Regions from separate parts of the Mus musculus genome. Here region 2 is linked to region 1. Evidence: chromatin loops called from intact Hi-C (ENCODE). Cell type or tissue: heart. All regions are shown on one strand. Each heading gives the region's core, and the rest is flanking DNA. Links, peaks and the distances in the headings are about the cores only. Region 1 overlaps Gm15270 (predicted gene 15270). Region 2 has its middle 29 kb from the start of Gm15270.

Region 1 (16,308 bases), core at 6,826-9,325:
TTTCCTACAACTGTAACTTTTCCAATTCACAGGGCAAATTCAGAATGTACAGGCAAATTCTCCAAACGTTTCTTGAGGCATCACGTTACACACTGACTCTTCCTTGTGGAGATGTGGCTGTATGTAACACACGCATGCTTCCGTGCCTCTTGAAGGTCGCCGTTCACTTTTCAATGAGCTTGTACACGGTTTTATTGCAGATGTTTTCAAACATACAGTAATGTTAAGCAAACAGTTTAAGAGAATGAATAAGCACATTAGCACAGCCACCACGGTGTGGACAGTTCTGTGTTTTGTGTGCTGGCATTCACTCTTCACACCATAGGGCTGTCCACATTTCTCTGCTTCACACATCACACACACACACACACACACACACACACACACACACACACATGCATTTTACACAGAAGGTCACTGTTAGGACACTATGTCTTTTAGTTGTCTTTTTATTAAAGTGTCTCTCTGTTACTACTTTTATGTGTCTAAGAAACAAAATTCTTTACCCAATAAAATTTCTAATTGTGTGGGTTTCACTGGTGCATACTTATAACATCAGCTTATATGGGCTTTATTCTCTTAATTTCTTGTAAATTGTTACTAGACTCTAGAGTCTTAATCACATTCAAGTTTGCATTCCTTCTATTCTTTCTGTCAATTGATGTGTATAATATACATATATAATAATATATAATGTATATAATATACAATACACAAATGTGTGAAATATTTATAAGTGAACATTTTCAGACAATTTCTAAAGATCAACTACCTTTAAAACTAAAAACAAGGTTAAATTTTTAAATTATGCTATACCATCATGATATGTAGGCTACCCATTATCCTGTTTATTAACCTTCCTGGCCCAATGTTTCTGAAATATTTTGTAGTTAAAAACCTTAACCCTCAAAGCCCAGATTATGAGATCAGGGTCTCAGCATGAGATGTTTATATTTCCAAACCATTTATCATCCCAAACGCCATCCTCCTGTTGTTCAAAGTCACTTAAAAGGGGACCCCGAGTCACTCACAACCACTTCCATCCCTACAAAGCTAGAAATACCTCAGATAAAGCCCAATTAAGCAATTTAGTAATTTTAAACTTTATGATATACACTTTTCCATGCTGAAAAGTATTGGCGTTCCAGGTGTTATTAGTTTAGAGAATTCTATTTTATTTTATTTTATTTTATTTTATTTTATTTTATTTTATTATTTTTTCAGACAGGGTCTTAACAGGCCCTGGCTAGTCTTAAATTCTCTGTAGTGGAATATGACCTAACATTTCTCACCTTCCCAATTCCACCTTCCTAACATTGGAAAGACAGCCTGCAGCATTACATCTGATGCATACTATACTGGAGATGAAGTCCAAAGCTTGCACGGTAGGCAAGCACTCTATCAATGAACTACATGACCAGCCTTCATTGCATTACAGTGGTAGAAGTGAACAAATATGTACAGGCTTAAACCAACGTCTCACTGACCAATCTAACCTCCCTTCCTTTCTGTATTTTGCTGTCTTGACCTCAAAAGGACCTTACAAGGAAGAAAATTCAGTTGGTATGCAGTGTGTTAAGGGCAACATTACTTCATTGCTTCATAGGCTAGAGATTTGCTATCAGGGCATCCAAGCTGGTCAGCCCAGGGGACAGCAGCTGGGAAGGAATGCTGTAGTCATCTGCTGCGGAGGGAGTAGGTGGCAGGCTTGTTTACTCTGAATACTCTCACTGGGGGACAGCAGAACTAACTCTCTTAGACCTTTCCCACAACAGTCCCTAAGGCAATGATGCTAGGCTTTGGAAAGGAAACAGGCTCTTCAATTTCTTAACCATGCCCAGAAAAGAAGAAAACAAAATGCTCAAATGAGACGATGAAGAGGCCTTTAAAAGTCTTCTCCAGAATTAGCTTTTGGAAGGAAAAGCAGCCCATGGGCAGGCAATGTGGCTCAATGGGTAAAGCTACTTACCACTGAGATAACTGTTCATGAGATAGGCAAAGGGGTCTCAGCAAGCAGCTTCTGACCCCACTCAGGCACTCTGGCATGTGGCCCACCCTTGCCACAAAGAATAAATATGGAAAATGGCCAGTTTTAAAAAAAGCAATACAAACATTTTTGACAATCATAAGACTCTCTTTCTGTCTCTCTGTCTCTGTGTGTCTGTCTGTGTGTCTGTCTGTGTGTCTGTCTGTGTGTCTGTCTGTGTGTCTGTCTGTCTGTCTGTCTGTGTGTCTGTCTGACTGTCTCTGTCTCTCTCTGTCTCTGTCTCTCTCTGTCTCTGTGTGTCTGTCTGTGTGTCTGTCTGTGTGTGTGTCTCTCTCTCTGTCTGTCTCTCTGTCTGTCTGTCTCTGTCTGCCTCTGTCTCTGTCTCTCTTTCTCTCTCTCTCTCTCTCTCTCTCTCTCACACACACACACACACACACACACACAGACACACACACACACACACACACACACACACACACACACACACACACACACATTCACAGTGTCTTGGTTCCAAACAAGAACATACATTTTCTTAGATTGGAATCCCATGAAATTTCTTATACCGACTTTCAGTTTTGCCTTGTCTTGATGTTCACATTGTCCAGAGGCTCTGATAACCCATGATTATTGAATGCTTATTGCTGAAAAACTGGTGTTACAACAGTCTGTGCCCTGCTCTGTGTTACTCCATATTGTATAATGCATGTTTTCTATTTTTTTCTGGCTGTGCCTTGCCCTTAGAGACTTCATTTTACAAGCAACATTTTTGACCGTGTATCTTACTAGGCACATAAACACCATCTCTCCAACATTAGCTATAAGGCACAGGCTGAACAATGACTTCTTCCTAAAAGTAAAAAAGAGGCCACTCCATAAATTTATCAAAGTAAATTGGGACTATATGAACACAAAGGCCTATTAAAATCATACCAAAAAAAAAAAAAAAAAAAAACTAGGCTCCCCACAACTTACAGAACACATTAGACCTAGGAAAGGTTGAAGCATCCTTACAGGGCAGGTCAACACAGAACAATAATCTCCTTGGATCTGTCAGATGACCACCTACCGTGTAGGCTTCAGCTCAGCTGGATGCCCAGGATTGACACGCCCTACTGGAATTGCTATCTGTCCATTTGTCCATCCATCCATAGAGATCTGGTCTTGCATCCACAGACCCATACCTCACTTCTGCACCTTGACACCACTTTTCAGCCATGTGATCAACCCTGTGGCCCTGCAGCCTGACTGAGAGGAGACTCCAGCAAACGCCCCAGCTACACTTATTTTCTTTTTCCCTTCCTCCTGTCCCACATAGACTCCCTTGCTTCTCAGTCAGGTCTGTTTGGAGCTCCTTGAACTCTACTGCACACTCCTTAATCTTTTGTCACCATTCTGTAACCTTCTGCATTAGTCAGGTGTGATCGCTTGGATTAGGATGTCCCCACAGGCTCATATATTTAAATAGTTGGTCCTTTGTTGGGACTATTTAGGAAGCATTCAAAGGTGTGGCTTTATGGGAAGAGGATATGAGGTTTCAAAATCCCATCCATCCCTAGTTAGTTCTTTCTTTTCACTGTCATGCCCGTATGCCTGCTGCCATGCAAGACTCCAATAAACTATTTCTTCCATAAGTTGCCTTGTCATGGTACTTTATAAGAGCAGTACAAAGGTAGCTGAGAAATCAAAATTCTCCAGAGGAATGGGATGGGCAAAGGGAATGTAAAAGATACTTTGAGAGGAACGTATTAGAATGACTTACATGGGCTGGAGAGATGGCTCAGCGGTTAAGAGCCTGATTGCTCTTCCAGAGGTCCTGAGTTCAAATCCTTGCAACCACATGGTGGCTCACAACCATCTGTAATGGGATCTGATGCCCTCTTCTGGTGTGCCTGAAGATCACTACAATGTACTCATATATAAAATAAAATAAAATAAAATAAAATAAAATAAAATAAAATAAAATAAAATAAAGTGATTTGCATGGTACGGGCTGAGTAGTCCGACAGTGACTGTGTGCATACTTGAAGGCTCAGAATACAGTTTAGTCCACAAGACTGGATGATCCACTCATCGATTCCAATATGGTTATGGTGTTGAAGTCATAAAGAATTCCTGGAGTTTTCAGTTCATGTTGAAAGACTGAATAAACAGGGTTCTGTTATTAGAGAAAGATGGTAGTGGCAGCAGTAATGGCAGCGGTGGGGCGGAGGCGGTGGCAGCAGCAGTGGCAGCCGCGGTGGAATAGATGCACTCATCAGCAGATCAAAACCATATAGACAAAACTAGCCCTGCCTTCCCATTACATCTCTTTACATATGGCTGCCACAAAAAATGCTTCCTCCTCTAGGGAAAGTTCTTCCCCTCATCTAAGAAATACAGGGTTTCTCAGAGATAGGTTTCTTAGTCAAATCTAAAGCTAATCAATGGGCAACCAAGATTAGCCATCATACAGACACAGAGGGACTGTGCTGTGTGTAATATGTGATCTGAGAGGAAGTATTAGTGTTTAAGAACAGAACCTAAGGGCCCATGTTTGCCTTGGCCTGCTATCACGTGACTTAGAGTCACTTGGAAATTACTGCCAACCCAACTTTGTGGGTTTACTGTTGCTAAATAAATACTGATGACATGAAAAGATCATAGATATTTGTGTCATTTCTGTCATATCATGCTTGTGGCACTGACAGGTCTACGGACAGCAAGGCCTTTACTCAAAGCTATTTTGTTAGAACACTGCTTGAGACATATATATATATATATATATATATATATATATATATATATATATGGTTTTTTCAAGACAGAGTTTCTCTGTGTAGCCCTGGCTGTCCTCACTCTGTAGACCAGGCTGGCCTCGAACTCAGAAACCCACCTGCCTCTGCCTCCTGAGTGCTGGGATTAAAGGTATGTGCCACCACCGCCCGGCTCAGTGCTTGAGACTTAGTGCTCTTGTCCATTGCTGTACCATACCTGTCCCAGATGTTCTCTGAGAATACGCAACAGTTCACAGGACAGGACAGGGCAGGACAGGGCAGGACAACGCAGGCTCCAGAGCTGTTAGTGAACCCTACTCTCTCCTTGACAGCCACACTGTGGGTCCATGGGTTCCAAGCCCTCAGCCTCCAGATGTCCAGAAAACCAGTCTATTATCTCTGTGCTCTTTGTGGGCCATCATGTCTGCACCTCCTGATGATGCACTTTAATCTTTGTCATAGGAAACTCCTAAATATTTGTAAATAGAGTGAAAATTAATGATCCCATGTATCAATAAAGAAATCATCTTCAGCAACTATTTAATACATGGCCAGTTTTGCTTCATTTGCAAGCAACTACTTGGCTGAAGTTTAATAATCATCATTTGTTGAGTTATTTTTAATAGCATTGATATTCATTTCCAGCTTTTCTGAGTTTCTCATATGTAAGTATTTTAACTTAAATATACATGCTCCCTTTTACTGTAATCTGAAATAATTGATAATGGTTGTCTCGTCAGGCTTTTCAAAATTTGGTTTGGTTTGATTCGATTACTTGCCACATGGTTGCATCCCACAAGCAAGGTTTAAGGTCTGTGACCATTTACTGAAAAGTCTGCAGAAAAGCATTTGCAGAGATATCCTGGATGAGGCAGGGGCCTGCACTGAATGGAAGGCAGCGCCGGCTGGTCTACAGAACACCCACCCGCTTCTGATCTTGCCAACCACTCAAATGTCTTAGTCCCTGACCCAAGCCCCCACATACTGGGGCCTCCAGGATGCAGACACCCTGACTGGCCAAGAAGTGGTGTAGCAAGAGTCAGCCTCTTAGTTACTCTGGCTACTGTGTCCTGTCAATTACCCTAAGGGTTTCCATGGCTCCTGTCTCCTCCCCACCCACCTCATCTCTGCCTCCTGCTCTCATTGTTTACCAAGTGCTTCTCTGTTTCTATTTGTTTTCCAACTTTCAAGTTTTTCCCACAGTTTTAGTTAGTGAAAGCTCCCTTCTCTGTTGTTCTAATATGGTTTGGGGTTTAAACTTTTTCTTTCAAACACATATGGCAATAATTAAGAATGTGGACTCTGGTTCCGAGCTGTCTGGGTTGAGTCCTGACTATATTTCCTAACTGTGTACCCCTTGGTTACTGTATTAACTGCTCTGTGCTTCAGTTTCCTTGATCCCATGATGAATATCAGTGGTTCACAGGGTCGTCATGAAGACTGAACATTCTATCCTCTGAATGCTCAGAGCTGCTTCTGCTCACCGTCTCAAACAAGAACCATATTGAATGTTGCAAGTCAAAGACCAGGCCAGAATTCAAAGCATTCTTTCAAATGAAAGCTCTTGCTTTCGTATCATCGTAAAGATACTCACAGAATCTAACCGCGGTTAAGTTGGGGATCATCCATAGTACACTTCTTTGTCTGTTCAAATTGTTATAATAACAAATAAATACTACAAACCCAACAACTTATAAACAACATAAATTTGTTTCCCAGAACCAGGAGCTCATCTTTCAAGTCATTCCAGATCCGAACAAATTGGCAAGTGAGATCAGTCATCACAACATTCAAGCATGAAGAAGGAATATAACAACATTTGAAGCAAATAATGTGGAGAAAAACACAAAAATATGTGTTCAACATAAAGAAAATAACTTAAACTGGAAAACTCAGCTGCACGTCCATAGCATGGATGATGATGGTAAGATTTGCTCTCCTATAATTTCAGAGTCACTGGGATATTGAATCAGGAATGAATCTATTCCGAGACAGTATTTCATGCCTTTTTACATTGTGTGCTGAAAAATTCTTTCTTCCTAAGTGATGAAAACACAGGCCTGGGAGATGGCTCCACACTTAAGAGCAATGGCTGCTCTTGCAGAGGAGCCTGGACTCAGTTCCCAGCACCCACAATCATGCTTAGCTCTAGTCCCAGGGGATCTAACATCGTCCCCTAAATTCCTTAGGTGCCAGGCATCAACATGCTGGGCAGATATACACTCAGGCAAACCCCCATACATTTACAATAAAATGTAAAAAGAAATGTAAAAGGAAGAAGAAAGATTCTTTTAAACAAAGAGGAAAAGAGTTGGTATCCAGTTTAAATGGGATGAAAGGAGGGCATTTTCTACAAATCGCTACGAATCAGGGTAAAGGTTATGGTTATCTCCACAGAGCTGCCCAAAGTCTTCATCCTATTGGATCAATTCTGGTTTCATGATGAAATATTACTTCAAGTGTGGAACATGAATTTCTTAAGTTTTGTAAATACTTGATTTATCTTCTTGCCAAAGAAAGGACTTTCGTGAGATTCAGTGTCCCATGTTCTCTTAGGAATGTAATATGGCTGCAGGGATGGCTTGAAAGGCAAAGCAATTGCAAGCATTAGAACCTGAGTTTAATTCCTAAAACATACATAGAAGGCCATGCATGGTGGCACGCAGGGCTGGAGAAGAAGAGATGGGCTTGCAATACGTGGGACTTGGGAGCCACTGGGTCTAACCAGTAGATGCAGATCAGTGAGACATCTTGTCTCAAAAACCAAGCTGCATGCTATCTGAGGAAAGAGGTTCTAAGTTGTTCTCTAGCCTCTCCAAACATGTATGCATACTGGTGCATAAGCAACTATAGACACATATGTACCCAGACAAGAATGAAATAAGTATGCACAAGCACACACATGCACACACACACACACACACACACACACACATACACACACACACACTCTCTCTTTCAAGAATATGTCAGAAAAACTCCTGACCATCCATAAAAATTACCTTTTATAGTATCTCAATGAAACAAACAAAATCTGCTAATTGTGAATTTACTGAAAACGATTACACATTGTGTTGTTGAAAATTCTTTGAACACATGAACACATGCACATCCCTCAAGGCTCAGCTTCTGGCCTGGAGGTCAATAAAAGCGATTATAAAAACAGTGCTGTAATTCTGAAAGCCCGGCCCTTCCTTAACTTAAATCCTGTTGCAGGGTTCTTTGCTTCTGGAGAAAAGTCTTGGCAGAAGACAGGGGCCCGGGTGGCCACCTAGTGGTCAGGGTGGAGTACTATAGCTATGACGGTGAAATAAAACTGTGTGCTTTATTTCCCTAAGTGTATTAAACATGCCATTGTCTATCAAAACTTGACAAATAGATAATCATATGTACATATATATGCATATATATTGAAATAGATTCATCAGTTTGAATGCAATTCCAAAATTCCATGAAGCTTTCTCTTCTACAGGATGGCCAGAATTGCTTAACATGCAATTTCATAGCTGTTCAGGTGTCTCTTTCATGGTTTTTGTTTGTTTGGTTAGTTTTTGTTTGTTTTGAGAAAGGGTTTCTCTATGTAGTCCTGGCTGTTCTGAAACTTGGTTTGTAGACCAGGATGACCTCAAGTTCTCAGAGATCCACCTGCATTTGCCTCCTGTGTGCTGGGATTAATGGTGTGTGCCAGCAACCCCGCCCCCAGCTTTGTTCATGGTTTATAAGGAAAGATACATTGAATATTGGCCTTGTTATGTGAGTAAGCACTTCATTTGAACAACTACAAGTAAAAGAACATTGAGCATTAAAGGCTCATGATAGAGGGGGCCTAGCAAAGGAGACCATACCTGTTTGAATTAAAATACCACTCACCAATTGGGTTAACTAATTAATTAGTAAATTATCAACTGGATTAATTAATTACTAGTTAAATTATCAACTGGATTAATTCACTTACTAAGTGAATTAATTAATAATTATCTGTGAGATTAATTTTAATTGATATTTTTATGATATTGTTGTGGGGTATTCGCCAGGGAAAAGTGCTTGGACATAGGTTTAAGCCAATAGACAGTCTTTATTAGTCAGTAGGCAACCACACTGGATGCTCAGGATCCCAGTGTAGCCATGAGCCTTTTTCAGGGTGAGCTTTTAAGCATAGAAAACATGTTCTGGCAGACATACTTCAGTTAACAAGAACAGTTAGCTAGAGCAGAACTGCAGAAACCAGAAATCAAGATTAGTACCTTTTGAGCCTTTCCCAGAACTATGGACTTGGATGAATTGGGCCTTTGTTTTAGTTTTGGCAGGTGGTACTGCTTACGTGCAGAGTTTTACAGCCTGAATGGTACTTTGTCACAGTGTCAGTACGGTCTCAGGGCCTACTGAGATCTGGCTTTATTAATATATCTGGTATTTTCTTTGTAAAATGGGCTAGTTTTGATAAGGACTTCTTTCTTCCTTTCTCCACCCCCTCTTTTCTTGTTTGTTATGTTTGCTATAAGACTACAAATCACATTCTTGTCAGTGTTGTCAGCATCACCTCTCCATTTGGAAGATGTCCGAATCTGCAAGTTTTATGGGTTGCTTGCATTTCTTTTCATCTTCAAAGCTGCCTAGATGATCCCCTCCCCACTTGTGTCTTAGGAAGATGAGTCTGCACATTGACTGTAAAAGTACAAAGCCCCTCCCCTGCTTTCTGCATTCATCTCCTGAACTTTCACATTCTCCAAACTATTTGTGTGTGAGCATCTGCGATCCTGTGATATGTCTATGCTCTGATAGGGCAGCCTAGGCATAAAACACAGCCTGCTGTCAACTCCCACTAAACAGTTCTCATTCTGATGTAGGGCAGAAGAAAAATTTCAGTGACTAAACAAAACATTAAAATTTACCAAAAAAGGACAGCTTCAACCCTAAAATTTGTGAATGAAGTAGATGTCACTGCAGATTGGAAGGGATGGAAGAAAGAATGAGAAATGTAGGTTAGAGCCACTCAGACTAGCTGAACACCAGCAGCTGGGTTCTTCTGCCAGAAGAACAGGCAGAAGAAACCACACAGACCTTTCCTGCACATGATCTCTAAACTCACCCCAAAGGCCTCTGGCATCCCATTTTTGGTTGAGAAAAGGACATTTTTGTTCAGTTCAGATGCTCAGTTTCACAGGAAACTCAGAACTCGGGGGAGCAAATCTGCCATTCGGACCTCAGGATTTTACAACTTCATGATCAAGCTTTCAAAGATTCATTAAGCAGAAGAAAAATTGTTTCTAATATAAACCATGTGTATGTGTGTATGTGTGTGTCTCTCTGTGTATGTCTATGTGTATGTTTGTATGTCTATGTATGTCTATATATATGTATGTGTGTGTATGTATGTCTATATACGTGTCTGTGTGTCTATATTTGTGTGTGTTTATGTGTATGTCTGTGTATGTATCTCTATGTATATGTGTGTTTACATGTTTATGCTTAATGTATAAGCAACTCACAGTAGAAGTCTACTCAGACTAGAGAGACAGGCAAAAAATTGTTTGTTGTCTATGAGGCTGTTTATGGCACAATAACAATTTTATTTGTAGCCTATAAATTGCTTGGCTTGAAGGCCTAAAATCTGTGGCAAAGGGCCATTTTATACCCAGACAAAAGATTCAGAATATTAAAAATGAAAGCAATACTGAGCCTTCACTTTCATTGGCAGTAAAAGTAGGTAATCTCACATAAATTATTCCAGATTAAGTGTGATTTAATTTTTTCTTTAGTTGTAATGTTCGGGGTATCTCTCCCCCACACCAGCTTGACCCTCCTCAGATTGTTGGCCAAATTTCTCTTGGCCCTGATTGCCAGGGCAAATAAACAGGAGATTACTCAGCAGAATGAATGGCTAAGATTGGAGGCTTGCCAGAAGCTCAGAACAAGACTTTACAAAAGTAACATCGCGTGCAGTGATAACCAACACTAGTTGATATTAACTCCTTACGTTGGCGAGGGTGTCACATGGAGACCACATGGGGCTTTGTGTGCCATAGCATCAAGTATTTACCCTATAAGCTAAAGCTGGCATGAAATACTGAGTGTGAAAAACCAGAGGTGCCCTGAGCCACTAGGACAACGGCCAGACAACATCCAATGATGACCATTGACTTCGAGGGCCAGAGGGCATCTGATCGTGGCCGTTGACTTCCACAGTTTCTCCCTTTGGCTGGAAAATTCTTAAGCTGTGCGGGGTTCTTAAGAGAAAAGTGGCTGGGTGTATCCAGAAAATTCTCAACAGCCATTGCCGAAGGACGGGCAGAGCTCATTCCAGATAGGAAGAAAATGAGGGAAATATGGGCATTTCATTACCGACCCCTCCCCCAAACCCTAATATTGAAGGTGTGATTTTTCCTTTACCTTTTTTCTGGTAGAATAGCTTGAATATAAATGGCTCATCAAGTACATTGCCCCTGTTTTTTGTTTTGTTTTGTTTTGTTTTGTCTTGTCTTGTTTTGTTTTGTTTTTTACAATATCCTATGCCTCTTCCTCTGATCTGGAATTTCCTTAAGGCTCACTTGGAACCAAAAGAGAGCTGAAGGTGTGACACTGAGATAAATATACTGAGGGGCCAGGGGTTTCTGCTGCCTCTCATGAAGTACCATTTGGAAAGTGTGGGCTACTATGAAGGGAAGACTGTTCCAGAACATCTCTGTCTCAGTGTATGGGTTTTGACCCCTGGGTACTATGAGAATAAAGAAAGAGGCAGATGGATCCAGAACCATGCAGACTTTGATTGATGGGTATGATAGTTTGAATGAGAATAGTCTCCCAGTCTCATAGGTTGACTACTTGGTCCTCAGTTGATGGAACCATTTGGGGAGGATTAGAATGTATGGTTTTGTTGTAGCATGCATATCATTTTGGGGAAAGACTATGGTGTTTCAAAAGCTCAAGCCACTTCTCAGTTATCACTCTCTGCCTCATTACAGTGCCTGTGGATCATATATAAGCTCTTAGTTTCTGTATAACACCATGCCCGCCTGCCTGTCTGCCTGCCTGCTTGCCTGCTGCAGTGATGGTCATGAGTCTCAAACTAAATGCTTTCTTTCATAAGCTGCCTTGGTCATGGTGTTCTTTTTCATAGCAATAGAAAAGTAACTAAGACAGAACTTGGTACCAGGAAGTGGGAAACTTGTGACAAACTTGAACATGCTGTTTTGTTTTGTTTTGTTTTGTTTTGTTTTGTTTTGTTTTGTTTTTTAGAAAGTAAAAGACTTTAGGACTTTAGACTGAGAAAGTTTAAACACTCTACATAGGCCTTAACAAAACAGGAGTCTGATATAGCTGTCTCCTGCAAGACTCTGCCAGTGCCTAGCAAATACAAAAGTGGATGCTCATAGTCATTCATTGGACAGAGCTTAAGGTCCCCAATGAAGGAGCTAGAGAAAGGACCCAAGGAGCTGAAGGGGTTTGCAGCCCCATAGGAGGAACATCAATATGAACTTACCAGTGTACCCAGAGCTCCTTGGGACTAAACCACCAATCAAAGAAAACATATGGTAGGACTTGTGGTTCTAGCTGCGCATATATAGCAGAGAATGGCCTACTCGGTTATCAATGGGAAGAGAGGCCCTAGGTCCTGTGAGGGTTCTAGGCTCCACTATAGGGGAATGCCAGGGCCAGGAATGGGAGTGGGTGGGCTGGGAAGGAGGGGTGGGAGAGGGATAGGGGATTTTCGGAGGGTAAACTAGGAAAGGGGATAACATTTAAAATGTAAATAAAGAAAATATCTAATAATAAAAAAAGAAACCATCCAAGTAGGTCCTTGGAAAACAGTAGTGCTGAGATCAATGTGTTCTATGGAGGTCGCAGCTCAAGAGATTTCAGACTGGACCAATATTAGCAACTTGGCTAGAGACTACATTTGTGATAATTTGGCAAAGAATGTGACTGGATCTTGCTCTAAGAATCTTTCTGAAGAAAAACTGAAAGGTTTTGGACTAATTTCATTGGCTAATCCTGACAGTGTTGTGTTATTATTCATAGTCACTCTCATTCAGGTCTGCAGTGAAAAGGAGCAAGTAGGACAAAAAGAAACACAAAATGTACAGTTTGAGGAGAAAAAGAGCACCAGGAAATTTAACACTGGGGCTAAAGCTTGTGCTGAAAGAGATAGGAAAGGTCTAGTGTGAAATGGAACCCAGGAAGTAGTGTCCCCCATGCAAGGCCACACCCAGCCAGGGTTCCAACTTATAAAAGGCAAAAGTCCTAAGGCCTTCTCTGTTCACAAAAGTAAAAATTTATGCAAATATAGTTCAAAGAGGGCGTCCTTGCTCCATCTCAAGTGAGTGGCCTAACTTAGCAGAATCAACACATGGGTTTGGCTCTAGAGTTCTGAGGAATACAAGAGTAAAGGGGTTATGGGATCTTTGTCTGGGGTTGAGAGTCACTAAGGTCAGCAGTGTTTCCAGGGAGTCCCTGCATCCCAGTGCACCAAGCTGGGAACATGAAGCTTGGATTGTGTCGGAGACCTGAAGATGTTGGAGGAGCCCTGGGATGTATGGCAGGGAGGTCTGCAGACAGGGATGGAAGGATGGAGCCCTTGACCTGAGACAGAGTTGGAGTCAGAGGATTTAGAATTTACGCTGTAGAGTTTTTCAGTTTTGGCTGCCTTCCTTGCTTTTGGGATGGTCACATGTATTCAGTGCTATTTGGAAGCATGTAATTTGCCCTTCTATTTTATAGGACATTACAATTATGACATTGCCTTGAATCTCAGAAAAGATTTTGAAATTTTATACTGGGTTCAGACTGTGAATATCTATGAGGACCACTGAAGTTGAATAATAGAAAATATATTTTCTATTATGTTATGGTCAAAAGCCTGTGGGGGGGCAGGGAATGGAATGTGGTGGTTTAAATCAGGATGGCCCCTCTTTGGCTCATAGCTTTAAATACTTGGTCCCCAGTTAGTGGAACTATTTGAGAAGGACTAGAAGACCTTGTTGAGAGAGTTGTATCACTTGGTGTGGGTTTTGAGGTTTCAAAAGTTCTGTCCATTTTCCAAGTAGCTCTGTCTACCTCATTACTGTGCTTGTGGATCAGATGTGAGCTCTCAGCTACTGTAAGCACGATGCCTGCCTGCTGCTGTGTTCCCTGGCATGATGGTCACAGACTCCAATCTTATGGAAGTGTGAGCCCAACATTAAATATTTTCTTTTATAAGTTTCCTTGGTCATGGTGTTTTGTCACAGCCATGGAGAAGTAACTAAGGCAGTGTGTGTGTGGGGGGGGGGGGGGGGACGGGACAACGACGACGACTTAATGACAGAAGCAGGGTCCCAGACATAGAAAGACCTCTAGAGCTCCATGATTTGACTCAGAAGGAATATATAGTGGTCAGGACGAAAGTGGCTTCATCTGATTCAAGTTGGTTCTATTTTATCTCATGTTAATATCAAGGCTCTCAGAAACCTTCATCAGGGTCTGGTTGTGAAGTTCTGCATCTCATTCTAACTGTTTTATTAGTTTACACAATGTAAGGTGTCTGTGCATGGAAATCTAATCCAGGATAGCTAGAGGCAGTCACAGCAATTACAACTCATGAGAGTTTCCTGTCAAGTGGAATCTACAGTGTGGAATACCATCAATTGTGTACAAGTCAAATGAAGCAGAGCTCTCCCAGCCAATCCCTGCCCTAGTTCCTAACTCATATCTGACTTTAAGATGCAGTACAATGGGTGCTTTAGGCCACTATGCTAAAGAATCATCTGTCATGGAGCAATGGCTCAATAGAGCCCTAACTTTCCATCTCCTCACTTTGAAATTTTTGATGTACTACCATTTTTATGTTTTTTCTTTCCTGATGCCACAACCTGGGTTAGCTATTCCCTGTATAAAGTGGCCTAGAGGCTTCGAGGCTCATTTATTATATTAGGATTTTATATGTGCTTATTCTTGTCTGTGACAGTCTTAATGATGGCAAAGACTATATCTGAATTGTTTCTCACTATGCTTTCTGAACTAGTAGCATCTTGTAGATTGTGTGTAATCAATAAACCACTGAATTTCTATACCTGTTTCTATGTGACCAAACTTTAATCTCTGATTGCACTACCCAGAAACCCCTTGCCTGTTAAATGGTCATCTTATAATAAAGTCAGCTAGATACGATGCATTTCAGTAAAGTGTAAGGGCAGCAGGTGTTGCCTAATCCATTTAGCCACCTAAGGTACAATGTATTTGGAGGATTAAGAAATAATTATGTGTCAAGAAGTATAGCCTAGTGATAGTATCCTAAGCATAGACGGTAGGGAGAAGAAAAAGGAAAGAAGGAAGAGGAGAGAAGAAGGAGAGGAGAGGGGAGAAAAGAGGAGAAGGAAAAGAAAATAAAAGAAAAAGGAGTAGAAAACCACTATGGAAATAAGAACTTACCTTTAAATATTCAATTGGCTCCATTTTTGTTTTTGTTTTAACTTTCATTAATCAAAGTTGAGTGATCTCAGATTAGTGCTGACCTTACAACTTCTATGGTTAAGAAGAATATTAAGACTATGAAGATCCACATATAGAAAGTCTGCTTTATAAATGGAGAAAAATGCTTTCCCGCGGACTATAAATAAGACATCTGTGAATTGGCAAATGTTCCCACAAACAAGTTCATTTCATAACAGTAAAACTGTCAAGAACACGTTTATACTGAAAATATACAACTAGGAAAGTTTTACAGGAGGCAGATGTCATGGAAGGCAACAAGTTGGGCCAAGTGACCCAAAAGATGGAATTTTTATAAAACAAATAGAGGATCCAAACACACACACACACACACACACACACACACACGCACACGCACACGCACACGCACATGGGGGTATGAACGCACATGCACATTGTGTTTGTGGGGGTATGAACACACAAGCACACACAAACCTTATGTTTCTTTGTAAATTCCCACAAAGGAATACATTCTAGAGGTTTCTAACCTACACTGGGGAGTCACCTAGGAAAAGGCTGAGAGTTTTCTCAGGCCCAGGCTTCAGCTGTCACAGGTAGGAACTTCAGTTCAGCTCCCTACTCTTGCCTGTTATTTACAACTTCTAATTGTCTGCTCTTCTGATGGCCAAGCATGAGTGGGGAGCCCCTTGGGTTCCCCCTCACATAGCAGCAGTCCCACAGAGTGTTTTCCCTGCGGTATTCTGTAGAGAATGAAATGCCAACCCTCTGACGTCCTCGTCAAAGCTCCGTGTTTCCTACAACACGCTCAGGACCAAGCATTTCCTGTCAAAGCAAGGTTCAGAATGGGCACTGGGCCAACATGAGTAATTGCATTTTTTCCTACTATATGAGAAAACATGTTATCTTTGTGTCATAATAATTTATTTTTCTATTTGCGTTTTATCATTTAGAGTGTCACTTTCATGTTGTATCATTTAAAGTTTATCCACCATCACCCAGGAAGGAAATCCCTCTTGGAGTCATGTGTTATTATTCAATTTTGCTTAAGGGTGAGATAATTTGACTCAAATGAGAAAAGAAGTACTACTCAGTAAATCAAGGATGTTTCACACACAGTTGTCCTGTCTTCTGTTGTTC
Region 2 (16,308 bases), core at 6,940-9,439, 240 kb before region 1:
AATAGACGCAAAATGTAAAGTTTCAGTCATGGCAAGGGAGGTGGGACCCTGAACAGGCATAGCCTGGGGATTGTTACACAAACTGCTGGATGCTTTCTGAGGGTGAGCTGACAATTTGTTTCAAAACACAAATAAGAGAGAGGCTGGGAAGGAAGAAAGGAGGGGAAGGAAATAAGGGCGACAGTATCAGGAACTGGAGGAGATTTGAGAGAGGTACAGAGGGTCAGGAAATCAAACAAAAATCTACAGCAGGGGGGATGAGGAACTGGGGATAGCCACTGGAGGGTCCCAGACACCAGGGAAACATGAAGCCACCAGGACCCAATGGGGATAACTTTAGCCAAAATGTGCAGAGAAGGGGGAGATAGAACCTGTGGAGACCACCTCCAGTAGATAGGCATGGCCACTGGTTGAGGGATGGGGCCACTCACCCATCTCAAAGTTTTTAACCCAGAAATGCTCCTATCCGAAGAAAGAAAGAACAGGGACAAAAAAATAGAACGGAGACTTGTGTAGCCTTAGTGAGATCAGATAACCAATTTCTATCACATACCTGTCAGAAGAGGGGATGGATGAGTGACAATCCACAGCCTGTTTCTTTCTCTTTTTCTTTTTTTTTTTTTTTTTTTTTTTGGTTTTTCGAGACAGGGTTTCTCTGTATAGTCTTGGCTGTCCTGGAACTCACTTTGTAGACCAGGCTGGCCTCGAACTCAGAAATCCGCCTGTCTCTGCCTCCCAAGTGCTGGGATTAAAGGCGTGCGCCACCACGCCCGGCTTCTTTCTCTTTTTCTTTTTCTCTCTTTCCCTTCTCCCTCTTGCTCTGGCCCCCATTCCCTCCCACCCCCCTCACTCGCTCTGCCCCTCCCCCTCGCTCCGCCCTTCCCCACTCCCTCCCCAGACCCAAAGGTTTCTATTTGTTTCTCATTACAGGGGGTTGTGAGCCACCATGTGGTTGCTAGAATTTGAACTCATGACCTCCAGAAGAGCAGTCAGTGCTCTTAACCATCTCACCAGCCCTCTTTTTACTTTTTTTTTAAAAAAGAGATTTATTTATTATTATATGTCAGTATACTGTAGCTGTCTTCAGACACACCAGAAGAGGGAGTCAGATCTCATTATGGGTGGTTGTGAGCCACCATGTGGTTGCTGGGATTTGTACTCAGGACCTTTGGAAGAGTAGTTAGTGCTCTTAACAGCTGAGCCATCTCTCCAGCCCCCTTTAATTTTTATCTTTTGAAATTAAAATATAATTACATAATTTTCTCCCTTTTCATCGCTCCCTCCTACCATCCCCATGTAGGACACCCACCACCCCTCATGCTCTCTGAATACTTTTCTTCTTCTATAAGAAGATTGGCAAGATAAGTTGGAGCCTCGTCTGTATTTCGGAAGCTTTTGATGTGGTTTCTCCAGAGGGGTGGTGGTGGTTTACGTCATTCTTGTGCCCACCTTTTCCTTGTAAGACAATCTGCCCCTTTGGAAGTATTCTGCCCTCTAACCCTTGAGTTGTGTGAAGGAGACTAACTATAGTCTCCTATAGTCAGAGTCAGTTGCCACAGTTTTACGACATCGTGACCTTAAAACCCAGCACGCAGCGTTGGCAGGTGCTGCCCATCACCGCCAGAGTCCGTCATGCAGATCTTTCAAGTAGATTCGGTGTAATTCCTAGGCTAGTTGGCATTTGGAGAAGCACACAGATATAACAACGAGCAGGTCTGGCTCTGCTTCTGTACATGTATTTGTTCCTTAAAGAGACCCAAGCCATTTCGGTATGTGTGCTGATTCCATATTCCTCTATAGACAGCAGCAGGACTCATCGCAGCCACTGATACGTGAACAGAAGGTGGCGCGTGGACACACACAGTGAGATGCCCTTCTCCTACATGTTCCTGCTTGGATAGACTTGGAAGGTGTGGGTCCGAATACTCAGATGAGAGAATCTAAATAAGTCACATTTGCAGACACAGACAGTAGCATGGAGTTTGCCTGGAGTTAGGGAAAGGGGGCGGGGCATAAACAGTCATTCAGTGCTTTATAGGATGAAAGCATTGTTCTGTTTTTGAGACAGGGTTCTCTATGTAGGCCTAGATGTCCTGGAACTCACGCTGTAGACAAGACTGGCCTCGAACTCACAGAGATCCTTGCCTCGTGAGTGCTCTGATCAGAGGTATGAGCCACCATGCCCAGCCTAGGATGAAATTTTTTTTGATATCTTGTCCTAAACAATGATAATATATTTAATGCTACTGAAATGTAATTTGCTTCAAATTAGTTAAAATTAGAATTTTATGTTTTGATTTATAAACCATCACTTAAAAAAAATCACAGTGAATGTGGAAGGTTGCGTTGCTATGACGGATGTTAAGTCCTGGGTACAGATGGAAAACACGCTTGATTGTTACTAATATGAAACAAACAAACAAACAAATCACAAGAAATGTAAAAAACCGCCCCCATGTAAGAGCATCAGGGCAGAATGAATGTGAGCTGCAGAAAAAACTAAACAGCGGTCGCTCTGCGCTGAGGAATTGTTCGCCCCCTGCTGGCCAGTCTTGGAATTGTTCTGCTTAAAGAAAAAGGATCGTAGGAGCAAGACCGCTTTCAGTAAGTTGTCCTGTTACTAAACGATAAGAATTTTCATTCACCAAAATGTTCTGCGTATAAGCATCAAACTCCTACACCCATCCCTGAAATCACTCATCCATTCCTTTGTTTACTAAAATGAACGCACCAGCCTTCACTAACTCTCACCACGTACATAGAGACACACAATGCAACCTTTTGAAAGCGTTCCCCACTTGGCACACCTTCCTGTGCCCAGTCCCTTTATGTTACTTTATATCAGCAAATAAGGTCCTTGACGTGATGTACAACTCGGGTTACTCATTCCCCTCGGATGGGCATTTTGTGGAAGATTTCTAGTTTTTAATCTGTTTCATATAGAACAACTATGGGGTTCCCAGGTTTTGTGTGAACAAAATGTTTTTATTTCTGTGTGTTTAGTGACCATGAAGAGAGTTGCTTTGTTACGCAGTAAGTGCGTATCTGGGTCTTTATTCCCCACAGCAGCTGTAATACTTTATATGGTCACTTGTTCTAAATCCACGTATTTTTCACATTTGCTTTTATAGATATCTTATAGCAGTCAAAATTTGTACAGTTTCCTACGGGTGTTGAATATATTTCAATGGGACTATTTACCATTTGTAAATTCTTCTTTTAAAAATATCTTATTATATCTTTTGCATACTTCCTGGAAATTACTTAATTTTTTTGTTACATGCTGATTTTTTTTTTCAAATTCTAGATCCGGCGCTGCAGTAGTTGCAGATATATTCTCACACCATGTGCCTTCTTTTTCAGACTCTTATAATAGGATCTTTTCCATCACAAATACTTTAAACTTTAGTTAATTTTAACTTGGTTTTATTTTAATTTTTTTCTCCTACGAATTATAATGTTGAGTCAATGAGATAATTTTTCATCAAGTCTAGATCCTGAAGATTTTTATCTATAATATCTTCTAAAACTTTTACAGTTTGGGGTCAGATTTTGAACCATCTGTAAGGTTTAGATTGAGGTTCATACTCCTCCCTTAATAACTCGACCACTGCATGGCGAAATGGCGTTCTCTTTGTACTGACTTGCTTGTAGGCCCTTGTCAGGAAGAGCTGGGTGTATTTCTGTGGACTCACATTGGAGTATCTATTCTGACTCCTCAGTCTGTTTATCTGTCTGTCCTGCTGTGGATATCCTCCATTCATGTTGAGTGTTAAAATCAAGGAGGGTGAATCCTCCCAAGCTTGCCGATTCATTTTTATATCTGTTTTGGATGCTTTTGTTTTATCGATCTGCACAGACTCCAAGACACTGATGGCTTTCTCAAAGCACACATCCTGCTGAGCCTTGATAGTGAAGGGGACAGATGGGGACACTTTAAGCTCTAAATGAGCACACTTGTACTTCATACTGTTGAAAAGGATAGAGGCTCTTGTCTCTCTTGAGTCATGAGAGGCCATTTGTACTTCTCACTGTATGCAGGAATCTGGACGCACACACTGTGTGCTGCCCAGAAAGCGCACATTGTTAACTGACGGGAGTTAATCTTTAACCTAAAGGTAACTCAGATAATGGTTGGGAAGAATGGTGACTCAAAGGCTGGCCTGGGTGTATAAAACTCCCTACACAGGGAAGGGTGATAACAAGGAGGGCGGGCAAGAGGAAATAAGGACAAACCCACCAGCATGACGAATCCAAAGACAAGAGGAGCAACGTGACCAGAGAGGCAGGACTGAATGGTCGGTGTTCTGGTTTCTTATAAAACTTGTTACTGGAGAAAGTCATGCTTCTCCACCAGGTTGCCAGCCCTCTGAGGGAAGCACTGATCCTGTCTGCTCGTTGGCACCCATACCGAGGGGCAGCAGGGGTTTCTATTCTGGTTATAGCTGGAACAAGGCAAAGTGTCTATGTCCCGATAACTCTCTGCCACTTCAAACATGGTGCGATATGCCCGAGCCAGTAGAATAAGGAAAACGGAAATAAAATAATACAGGCTCAGAAAGGAGAAATGAGACTAAGTTTATAGGTGTCACAATTGTTTACATACCCAAACCCCAGTGAGCCCACCAACAAACAAAATAAGTCGCTGGAGAAGTGGTTCTCAACCGGTGGGCTACAACCCTTGGCACGGTCACATATCAAATATTTACATTAAGATTCATAACAGTAGCAAATTGTTATGGATTGTGAAGGTTGGAGGTCGCCACCGCATGAGGGACTGTGTTAACTGATTGCAGCCCGAGGAAAGTTGAGATCACTGCTCTAGCGCCACAGAAAGAATTACACCAGTGCAGTGACATGGGTGTCAGTTAGGGGAGAGGTAAAATTTTTACTCTGTCGATCAGTCTGTGATTACAACTGATCCAGTCTTTCTTTTACGAGTGTCTGGAGTTTTCAGCACATTTATCTTTAATATATACCCAAGTTCTCATTTTTTTTTTAGCAGTTGTACGAAGCATTATGTTTTTTATTTTTATTTTTTATTTTTGACTGAGTGACTACAAAGACTTTATTAAATTATTGCAGCAGGAGGCAGTGCTAATGCAGAAGAGGGACATGGTGGTGAGAATGCTTAAGCAGCCTCAACAAAGCCACAGAGACCTCAACCTGTCCAAGCTGGTGCTATAGAGTCAGAGGATGGGCACCACGGGAAGAGATTTCAAGTTAGCCCTGACAACAGCACCTCAGCTCTGCGGGGACATCGGCCAGGGTCCTTTCTGAGGGCGCTCGAGCCTCCAACTGGAGGAGAGTTTGGGCCAGTTGCTCTGAGCCTCCAAGGAATTCCCCCCCCCCCCCCCATGAAATCATCTCACAACCAAGGCAAAGCTACATGCCACGTCTGACACTACCAATTGCAAGCTGGGTCCCTGGGCTATAGGAATGGGGGCAGCCCCCGCTGGGCTAGGCAGACTGGGAAGCGGGAAGCGGGGCGGCTCCTTTGCTCCAGCGCTTAAGAGTCCTTATGGGCCGCTGCTTTATAGTCTTACCAGCCTCAGCCCAGTTCAAATAGTCACTAAACTTTGTATTCTACGCTTACAGAATTCCACAAACACACCCACCTGCACTGGGTCCTTTATTACTTAAAAGGGCTTAAAGAAACATGTTTTAAAAGAAAATTTCCTTTGTACACATATACCTATGTAGAGCCTAGACGGCCTCTCAGCTGACTGGGTCCCCAGCCCCCCAAGCTGAGAAGGCTCTGCGAGGCTCTGCAAGGCTCTGCAAGGCTGCTACAACGTGCAGAGTTTGGCTGCATGGATTTTAATGAGAGCGTCAGGCGGAGCTGTGCTGTTGCTCACCGGGACTTGCAGATCATTACCAAACCAGCTATAGGATGAGAACACAGCACATGGAAACCCTAGGAGGTCACTGAGCTAATGATCTAACCCTACCTTCCGCAGACAGGGCCCCTCCCTCCCCAGCTCCTCGCGACCCCAGTCTTTCCTGGTGGACTCTGTCCATTCCAGAAGCCAGGCCAATACCGCCGCTGCAAGGTCGGAACAGAGCCACAGTGAGCAGAGAAGCGTTATGTTTTAAATATTGGTTTCAAAGTGTTCATTACTGACATATAGAGTTAAAATGTATTTATTTATTTATTGGTTTTTCGAGACAGGGTTTCTCTGTATAAGCCCTGGCTGTCCTGGAACTCACTTTGTAGACCAGGCTGGCCTCGAACTCAGAAATCCGCCTGCCTGTGCCTCCCAAGTGCTGGGATTAAAGGCATGCGCCACCACGCCCAGCTTAAAATTATTTTTTTTTTATAAAACTGTCTTATATCCCACAACCTTGGTAAACTCATATTGGCTCGTCTTAGGATGATTTTTAAGTTCCCCTGATGTTCTCTCATAGACGCCCATGCCATTTGCAAGAGAGAGAATGTCCCTTCTCATTTTCGGCTCTCTGTGGCCTCATTTCTTGGCTTGACTGCACTGATCGTAACACATGATGCTATGCAGCAGTGATTGTGTGCCTCCCAGAAAGGACACATGACATCTTATCGGACACCGCGGACTTCGTAGGTGGGAAGGATGGCAGTATTCGTGGATAGTAAGAGCAAGGTTAACATTTTAATGTACACCTCATCAGAGCATACAAGAAACACGACTGAGTCTTCCACTCCTAACACTGAGGAGCACTGGAGCACACAGATCTCAGTGGCTGGACTGACAATACAGTTCTATGGTAGAGCCTTCTCCTTGATACACGGGCCTAGGATCACCCCCCCCCACACACACACACACAAACACACACATACACACACAAATACACACATACAAACACACACACAAACACACACATACAAACACACACACAAATACATACATACAAACACACACACAAACACACACAAACGCACACAAATACACACATACAAACACACACACAAACACACACATACAAACACACACACAAACACACACATACAAACACACACACAAACACACACATACACACACAAATACACACATACACACACACAAACACACACATACAAACACACACAAACACACACATACACACACATACAAACACACACACAAACACCCCCCACACACAAACACATACACACAAACACACACATACAAACACACACACAAACACACACACACAAACACACACACACAAACACATACACATACAAACACACACACAAACACACCCCCCCCACACAAACACATACACACACAAACACACACATACACACATAAATACACACATTCAAACACACACACATACACACACATACAAACACACACAAGCACACACACACTCCCCAAATGCATTTCATATCACCTAGAAAAATAATACTAAGAAAAATTTGTACTCTGGGAAACATTTTAATAAAACTACATTGTTTGTAATTACATTTTACATTGTAATTATATGAAAATCAGTGATAATATTAATAATTGCTTTTGCGATGATTGCTGTGTGTTCTTTGGGGTTTGATTTTGTTTTTCCCTCCATACTCTAAAGTTCTCATCCTGAGGAAGATAAATGGTAGTAAATTCTAGGTGGCCCTTACAGTTATATTTGATGCAGAAGTGAAAAACCTGTAATCATTTTGCCAAAAATTCCTCTCTCGCGTGATTGCTAAAATACAGTGGATATTATGGGACCTTTGTAATATTTGTAGTATTTGTGAAGTACCAGCCTTCAATATGGTTGGCTTAGGCAATCTTAGGGCCATTTGAAGCTTGTATGTTCGTGAACCAGACACACAGGCGCCACATAAGTTGCTTGGGAAACAAGAATTGCTTATCCAAAGACCTAGAGCCTCATTTCTGAGCATCTACTGAGGGACTCTCAGCGAGGACGACTCACACAGGGAGGCCGGCTTTCTTTGTATCTCGAGCGTCAATGACGTCTGGGCTTGTCGATGGACTCAACACGCACGTGAAAGTGTTTAGTAGGACCGTCAGTGGATTCGGCAACCACCAGGAATATTTGCTAATACGTCAGACTTTGTGTTCGTAGTGACACAGAAGAGGACAAAGGCCTGGAAGCCATAGATGCTTAGGATTCTGTTGTTCTTGCAGATACTTTGTCCTTCTGCGCTACGACTTTCGCCCAGCAGGTGGCGGTATGTGACTGTGAGAACTGCAGCAACAGGCACAGAAGTGAAGAACTTCCGGGAAAAGGGAGGGGGGGGGGCGGTTTAAGAGTCGGGTTTCCTGAAGCTAGCTCCAGGATCATGCTGAATATTCTGCGCATCTGATTAGAGATTTGGATTTGGATATCAAGCTACCTGCTCGTTTATTACTTGAGCATAAACAGATTTATACTAGAGATGAATCTGAGCTTGCTGTCTGGAGTCACTTCCTAATGCCACCTCTCTCAGCACAGTCACATTTGGGCACGTTGAATACAATCTCTGTTTTGGATTATCATCTTATTGGAAGAACGAGTCTACAGTTGTTGCTATTTACCTCTGCTTAGGTGTTTAGATTCCTCACACTCCTTAATTTCACCTCAGATTAACGCATTCAACCCAAAGCGTGTTGCATTAGTCAGTCTATCCAGGTAAACGGGGACAACTGATAAAAAGCATCCGGTGGGTGCTGCAAGCTTTGATCGCCTTCAGGTAGCCAGTCGGAAACTGGCTACTGTGGAAACCCTGCCACTAGATAACATTTTACTGCTGCAGACGATATTTCCCCCTTCTTTAACAGTCTATGAAATGCTCTGCTGAGCCACGCTCCCTTAGCAATGTCCCTTCCCTGGGGGAAGCTTTCTACAAATGTACAAGCCTCCCATTAACTCGTTCCACAAAGTCCAGTCCAAACCTTTAGTGACACTGAATATAATCTCACAATCACTTCTTCTTCCCTTCCCTCTGGCTCTCCCAATCTTTTTCTTATGTCACAAGGTCAAATACTCTCAGTTCATGTGTGTCTTTCTTATAGGCTGAGTGACTATACACAGAGCTATGTGTTCTTGGAGGGCCTTGAGCCCCATGGCTGGCAACAGTGCAGCGACCTTAGTGGCCATGGTAGGTCTTGGCACCTATGAAATGCTCACTAAATGTCTGTGGCTTTGGTTCACTGCTGCAGGATAATTTCACAGTTGTGATATATTCTACCATTTGATTCCAGCCAACTTATTGCTCTTAATTTTCATTTTCAATCATCTTGTTGGTGCATGTCTCCTCTGTCCCCACCCCTCTGCAGTCGTCCATTTTCTTCAAAATCTGGCTGCAGTGCCATTTTCTCTATGGAACTACTGTCTCTGTAGCCTTTGAGCACTGCCGTCTGAGCAATCTGATCTTGCCACACAGTATGAGCCTTTAACTTTGTCCGTCTGCATCTTGAGTTCCAATAAAAGGGGGAAACTAAAGTAATGCACGGTGGTGGGAAAGACCGCAGAGAGGAATGCTGCCCTTCACGAGGGATAGTCTGAGTCTTTCGAAAGTTCCTTCCTTGTTCGACCAGACAGGACCATGATTGATGGATAAAGATTCAGATGTGGGACATGCTGAAGCAGGGCAGGCAAGTCTGTGGAGACCCAGTTCCGTCTATTTGAAGTGGTTGTCTCTTTGCCAGCACTCCCAAGAGAATAGTGGGCTGTTTGATCTCTGGTCCCCATCAAAGGTGCCCTTGACAGACTGCAGCCCAGGTCTGTAAGCTTCCTCATAAACCCATGTTTGGAAAGATATCTCTTGGGTGGGGGGGTTGCGGAGAGGGGGTTATTTTGGTTTGAAACTGGAAGAAAGGAGGCTTGAAACTTAGTTGGAAGTGAGAAATATCAAGGTGGGGCAGGCAATGAATCTGGAGGGGACAATATCCTGTGAGTAAAAACAGTGGGTCTTGAGGCGGTTTCTGAGATGCTTGGCTGTTAACTCTCTCATCAGCCGCCCTCCTTGTCCTACTGGCTTGGCCCTGCAAGGCTGGGGTGCGGTCATTGATGCGTCTCTCCAGCTCCCGTTCCTAACTGGAACTGTTCGTTCTGCTAACGATCCCAAAACAACTTTTGTTTTGGGAAAGATGACCAAGCAGTCGCTTGTTAAGAATCCACTGAACCCCTCTTTCAGACCAGGAACAGTGGAAGATTCACAGCAGAGTAGGGTAGATAGAGACACAAATATACACACCATGTCTTGCTGTTGTTGCTGTGGTTATATACATACTGTGTCTTCCTGTTGTTATTTTGGGCTATGTGGATAATTTTCATTTGCCGGGGAAGTCAGACAGATTTAAGGCAAATGGGCATATTCTTTTCTAGCAGGAAAGGGACACTGTAGAGCCTTGGCAAGCTTCACCACTGAACCATTATGAGCCCCTGAGTCTCCATATGCTTCAGAAAACTCCCAACAGAACGCTCAGGGGAGCCATAACAAATTGCTTGGCATTTCTGTAGAAGACTGACAATATTCCTCACCTACTCTCATCTCTAATTGATGTCCTGTTTTTCCTTTTGTTAATCTTGCCAGGTACAGTATTGCTGTCTGTCCTTCTTAGATGGTGTGATCGAGAATTACTTAATATGTGTTTTGGAAAAGATCTATTATTTTTATTTTACAAGTATGAATGTCCCGCTTAGATGCATGTTCATGTAGTACCCAAAGAGCCCAGAAGAGGGCGGTGGAATCCACGGAACTGGAGGGCCAGATGGTTGTGCGCCACCATGTGGATACAGGGAAAATCTCACTGGGTTCCTCGGAATAAACAGCATAATGCTTTTAACTGCTAAGCCATTTCTTCAATGTTTTGTAGTCTCAAGTTGTGAACGTATCTTGGGCCTTGTCCACAGAAATTCTCTGCAGCCTGGCTTGCAAATACACTTTTCCAAAAATCTTTCCACATTGCTTTAAGCCAAGTGGCCTGGAGATTATAGAGTTTTTAAGTCCTAAAATCGTTTTATATTAATCCTTCGGCTTGTATTTCTCAGACTACATAGGTAGGACTATGTCAAACCTCAAACTGCTTTTGTGGGAAGAACCATGATTACAGCCCCCCTCCCCCATCCAGACTAAATAATTTTTCTTCTTGGACTCGTGGAGTAGATATTGTAGCTCATTCTTTCCATGAAGATGTGGTAACGTTGGAGTCCTGGTTTACGGGAAGACTGGCCGTGGTACGGAGGACGGAGTTTCAACTTTACCTCTTACACTTACAATTTCCTATGCTCTGCTCACAAGAGTGCTACGACCCAGGACCCTGGTTGCTGACAGCAGAAGTCTCCCTTCCAGGGATGCCTGTGGTCCACACAGCTGAAGGTGTTCATTTTTTCATGATTTCAAGGTGCTGCAGAAATTCCCATTATTACTGAAGGCTCAGCAATAGATTTTTAAAGAATATTTATTCTTGTGGCAGAAGCAAATAATCTATTTTAGGCATGGCCCATATCACAAGTTTTTACTGTTCAAGTATGGTCACTTGCCTTGATTTAGTTACTTTAGTCAGTTTGTATATGCTAAGCTATTTCGGCACCTCCTTTGGGTGGCCTTGCCCTCGCCTGCAAATCATTCGAGAACGTGGTCAAATTGTTCCTTACAGAGGGGGTCAACCCCTTTTTCCCAAGAGCCAGCGGAAAGAACCTGAAAGTCCTTCAGGGCTGCTATGCCAGTTTCTGCCACTTGGTGGCACTGTCGAACACGGGTCCTCCTGGCTTCGGGGTACAGAATTTGGTATTTCTCTTTCCTCCTTGGAGGTAGCCTCATTTGGACAGCAAGGTTACACTTCTTAGTTCAATCAGATTTCTGGCCATTGTATTCCGTGTCTACATCACCTTTTGGCTCCAGCCAACCAAGAGTTTAGAGTTCAAATATTTTGGTGAATATGAACCTTCCTCCATCAATAATATCTAATTAAAAACAGTAATGGATACAATGCCTCACCATTTTGCAATGGTTCCATACACAGGCAGCAATGGAGCCCAGCAGGAAAACGACTTATCCCGAAGAATTCTACAAGTTGATAAAAGATAATTGACTGGTGGCAGTACCACCGTGACTTTGGACCCCAGGTCGTGGCACACAGTTAGATGTATCTCTGGATACAGTACCCATGGATGTTACATTTTTTTTTCCAGGTCTACAGAATTTTCTGAGATTTGAGAGAGCTAGTTAATTCTTTAAGAAATGAAAATAGTAAGTAGAATCAAATTAGATTTCTTTTTACATGGAGGACAAAACAGTATGTCAATTATTCAATTAGTTTGAGTCCTGAGAATTATGTCTAGAGTGCGTGTGAGACTTTCCAAGTAGGTATGCTCTCATTGCTGAGTTCTTCATACAACTTCTCTGAAGACAGCTCTGCCGAGGCAAGTTTAAAATGATAACACAGATGTTCCAGAAACATCTTCAGATGACGGAGTGTTGTTTTATTTCTGATTCTTTTCCTCCTCCTCTCTGAGCAGTGGCGCTGATGGTGATGTTTGTCTTTACACAGCTTTTACCATGCAAAGCATATTGGTGCCCTTGACTCTACTCTACAGTTCTGGAAATGTGTGAAATGAGTTAACCCTCCTGCCAGTCCATGCAGGCGCACATTTAATATTATCCCTGAGCTATGAGGAGTCCAGATTTGCTATGTTGGAGCTGAACTTCAAAAGCTAACATTTATGGGGAAGTTTCCTATAAGAAAGTCTATTTTGGGAATTTATTAATCCCTGCTCTCTAAGTGCAGTGAGTCCCATCAGTGTGTTTGGCCTCCGTTGCTTGGAAGCAATCTATGGCCAGTTTAAGACTTGTCAATTATACAGTCACCTCCAAAAAATAGTATTTATTGGTTGACCCTAAGCCCATGTAACAGACTAACTCACAGATAGCATTGACATTCAACCATCCACTAATACCTCATCTAGAAGGAGCACATTCCGTTCAGAACAGAGAGCTCCTAGGCGCCTCTTCATCTGGTCTCTACGCGAGAGCCTTCGTGCATGCCCAAGTCAGGATCTGAGCATAAGAGCTAATGAAAATGACCCAAAACATATGATTTGCTAGGGAATCGGGTTTGTCTAGCAAATAAGGGCTCCCATTTTTCAGTACGTATGAGGACATGGCTAGATAGCTTCCGATGCAGCAAGGTGTTCTAGAGGTGGTGAGAAGTGAAAAGTGGTTATCAAATACTTTACACATCACAAAAAAATAGTTTGTGCTAAACATGGATGTGATTACACACACCGACTTGAAATAGAGCGCCACTGCCCAACGGAAGTGTGAGGTGTGCAATTCAAAACTTTCAGGAGTGTCATTTAAAAAGAGAGAAATAGGTAAAATTAATAACAACGATTTATGATATATTAATTTATATAGAAACTTACATAAATTTATTTGTTTATGATGTATGTATATTAATTTATATAGAAACTTACATAAATTTATTTGTTTATGATGTATGTATATTAATTTATATAGAAACTTACATAAATTTATTTGTTTTTCATATAGATTATCACTAATAATATATTTTAATATGTTAATGCTATATACCACATGCTAGTGATAGGTTTTATTTAACACAATATTATTATTTTGGCATATAAACAGCATGCACTTCTTGATATTTTTATATGTTTCAAAATAATTAATACTGGAAATTTGGTTAGATGTGTGAGGGAGGAAGCCTTGGGGCCACTCAGTGAATAGAGATTTGAGCTAAGATCTGAGCCGAGAGCCAGAGCCCTCTGGAGAATCAGAGAGAGTGAGCTGTGATGGCAACAGCTGGCTCCCACTCTTCCCAGGGGTCCCCCTCCACACCCATCTCATAACTCAGACCCCCGAGTCCCCTCCCCCCTCAGTTAACACTTGGGTTTTGTCTTAGTTCAGGTTTCTATTGCTGTAACAAAACACCATGACTAAGAAGCAAGTTGGGGAGGAAAGGGTTTATTCGGCTTATACTTCCACATTGTAGTCTGTTACTGAAGGAAGAATTCATTTTTCAACTTTCTCATTTTCTTATATTATTTGACCCCCCCCCCACAGGTTTACATAGGGGTGTGTGTGTGCGCATGTGCGCGTGTGTGTGTGTTTGGGGGGGGGTGCATGCCCACATACAGACCCCTGTGTGGGCCTCTGAAGAGTTCATAGGCTCTAGCACCTGTGTACTCCCCAGAAGACATTGAAGCTCAAAGGATGTTTGATCCAGGAACTATTCTAAGTGAGGCAAATGTATGCCAGACATGCACCTTGCAAAGAAACAGAAATTACATGTCTAGCACCATCCAAAGGTCGTCAGCTCCTGCTTCCACGTTCCTGCCCTGAATGGATGCCTGTCCTGACTTCCTCCAATGATGTACTGAGATCTGGAAGTGTAAGCCAAATAAATTCTTCCCTCCCCAACTTAATTTTTGGTCATGGTGTTTCATCACAGCAGTAGTAACCCTAACGAGGACAATATCCTTACAAACAAACAAACAAACAAACAAACAAACAAACAAAAAAACCCAAACCCAGCCAAAGGCAGAATTTGATGCGGGAAGTTGGTCTGTTTTAATGTTTTAAATGATGTAGAGGGGAACCTCCGTTATAAGAATATGCAAGGCTGCCTTAGGTCCCAATCCTGAAGACATTCCCACCCATCTTAAAATTGGCTCTTCCTTCCGGTGGGTAGGGGATTCTACCTGGTAGACAGGGAAGTACTCTGGAGAGAGTCAGTGGGCTATTGCTGGGCACGGTAATTTGGCTGGCAGTGAGAATGTTGTCCCATCAACCCTTTCCTTTATTTGAATATGCAAATATTACTGGAATGGTTACAGGAGATGGCAAATCTGTCTGGTCCCCAGGAGACTGATGATGTTTTAAAGATACAGATACTCATGCAGTGGGAGAATGAGCCTGAAGAGAGCGATGGGATCGAATTCAGAATGAAGGATTTAATTCAGAAATTAAAATGTGCAAGAAGCTTCGGAACGCCGTACCTGCTGTGGTTTAAGTGGCAAATAAGTTCGAATTCCTGCATCCCTAGCTGGTGGTGCTGCTTCGAAAAGTTACAAAGCATCTGCGAGGTTACAAAACGTTCAGCTTTGCCGAAGGAAATACCTCACGGGGGCGGGCTTTGAGGTTTCATATCCTGGACTTCATTTCCTGTTCTCGCTCCACTTCCTGACTACTACTGTAATGTGTCAACCAGTTATGCTCCCGCCACCGTGCCTTCCCTCCTGGAGTTATCACCTAAGGAACTGTAAACCGAAACCCTTTACGATGCTTTTGTCTGTATTATTTAGTCACAGTAAGAGAAGCGAAACTAAGACAACCGTATAAATATTTCATCAGCTGGTGGAAAGATATACTGAAGGTGGTTTCACTAATTGGTAGATTAAATTACTGTTCCCAAGTCTTCATTCCCTGCCTGACGAGAGCATCAAGCATCACCCACACATTGTCATGGGACTTGCAGAGATCTGTTTCTGCAAACTACACTCTATACCTGCTTGGCCATGTGACTTGCTTCGGCCAATGGGAACCCAACGATGCCCCGCCCAAGTATTAGCGAGATTGACAATGGTGTTCTTGCTCTCACATCGGTGTCTAGAAGAATGTTGTGTTTACACTGGTATCCGGAGTGAGAAGTAACCCAGAACACAACGCTAGTAACAGAAACCCAGCTAATAGGCAAATGTGTGGAAGTAAATGTTTCTCGAGTCACTGAAATGTCGGGAAAGCCATAGTAAGGCTGAGTAATATTGGTTTCCATGAGGAAAACTCACCTTGCTGAGAACATTCTCATGATTTTTATTGATGTAATTTGAAAAAGTTTCATATCACGTGGCAGTAGAGACAACCAGCATGATCATTTTTCCCAGAATGATGTTCCGTGAACTATATGCTATAAAGCTGTGCTTGAGTAGAAGTTGACTTTTCATAAAAGGGTAGTTCCTGTGTGTCACCGTGCCATGAGTCCCACGTCAGGATGCTGGGAGTGAGATCATGACCGTATTTGAGAGGCCAACAAAACTACTTAGTGGTCCCTAAAGACACCTCCTGGAATTTACTGATGTGGGCATTTTTACATTTTCAATTACAAGTGTGACATTTTCCTTTGTGCCAGTTTTGCCAGAGCCAGGGATCCTCTACAAGGCTCTATCCGCACTTGATAGAAAAAGCACGGCTAAGTGACTCATCTCATTCACCGTTGGCTCAGTTTAGCAGGACATTTGTCCCTGTATGACGTGATCCTGTCCTTTCTTCTCTGAGCTCTCAATAAAGTAACTACCATGGCTCAGGAAAATATAATCATTGTGAACATTCCTGCACCAACATGACATATGTATTTGCTGCCTAATTTATCTCACCCTATACCCTTCATT

The links. Hi-C counts contacts between places; a loop is a spot of excess contacts. Peaks named below come from ENCODE experiments on the same cell type or tissue, not always from the same donor. Only the 100,000 strongest peaks of a DNase experiment are listed, where the experiment ranks them.
Region 2: it touches region 1 in a loop (7-fold over the local background); 21 of 42 quality-filtered maps call a loop at or near these places.

Annotation. Positions count from the first base shown.
Region 1 is chr10:24,373,816-24,390,123 of GRCm38, reverse strand. It overlaps Gm15270 (predicted gene 15270), which reads left to right. Exons shown (of 5, transcript NR_163910.1): 4 at 6,463-6,667. Among named protein-coding and RNA genes, the nearest start is that of Gm40615, 79 kb to the left of the region's middle. In heart, for the core only: a CTCF peak has its summit at 8,032 (motif pointing left); no DNase peak of the experiment used is centred there.
Region 2 is chr10:24,617,099-24,633,406 of GRCm38, reverse strand. No RefSeq gene overlaps it. Among named protein-coding and RNA genes, the nearest start is that of Gm15270, 29 kb to the right of the region's middle. In heart, for the core only: a CTCF peak has its summit at 8,118 (motif pointing right); a DNase peak (open chromatin) is centred at 8,126; H3K4me3 peaks cover 294 bases; H3K27ac peaks cover 292 bases.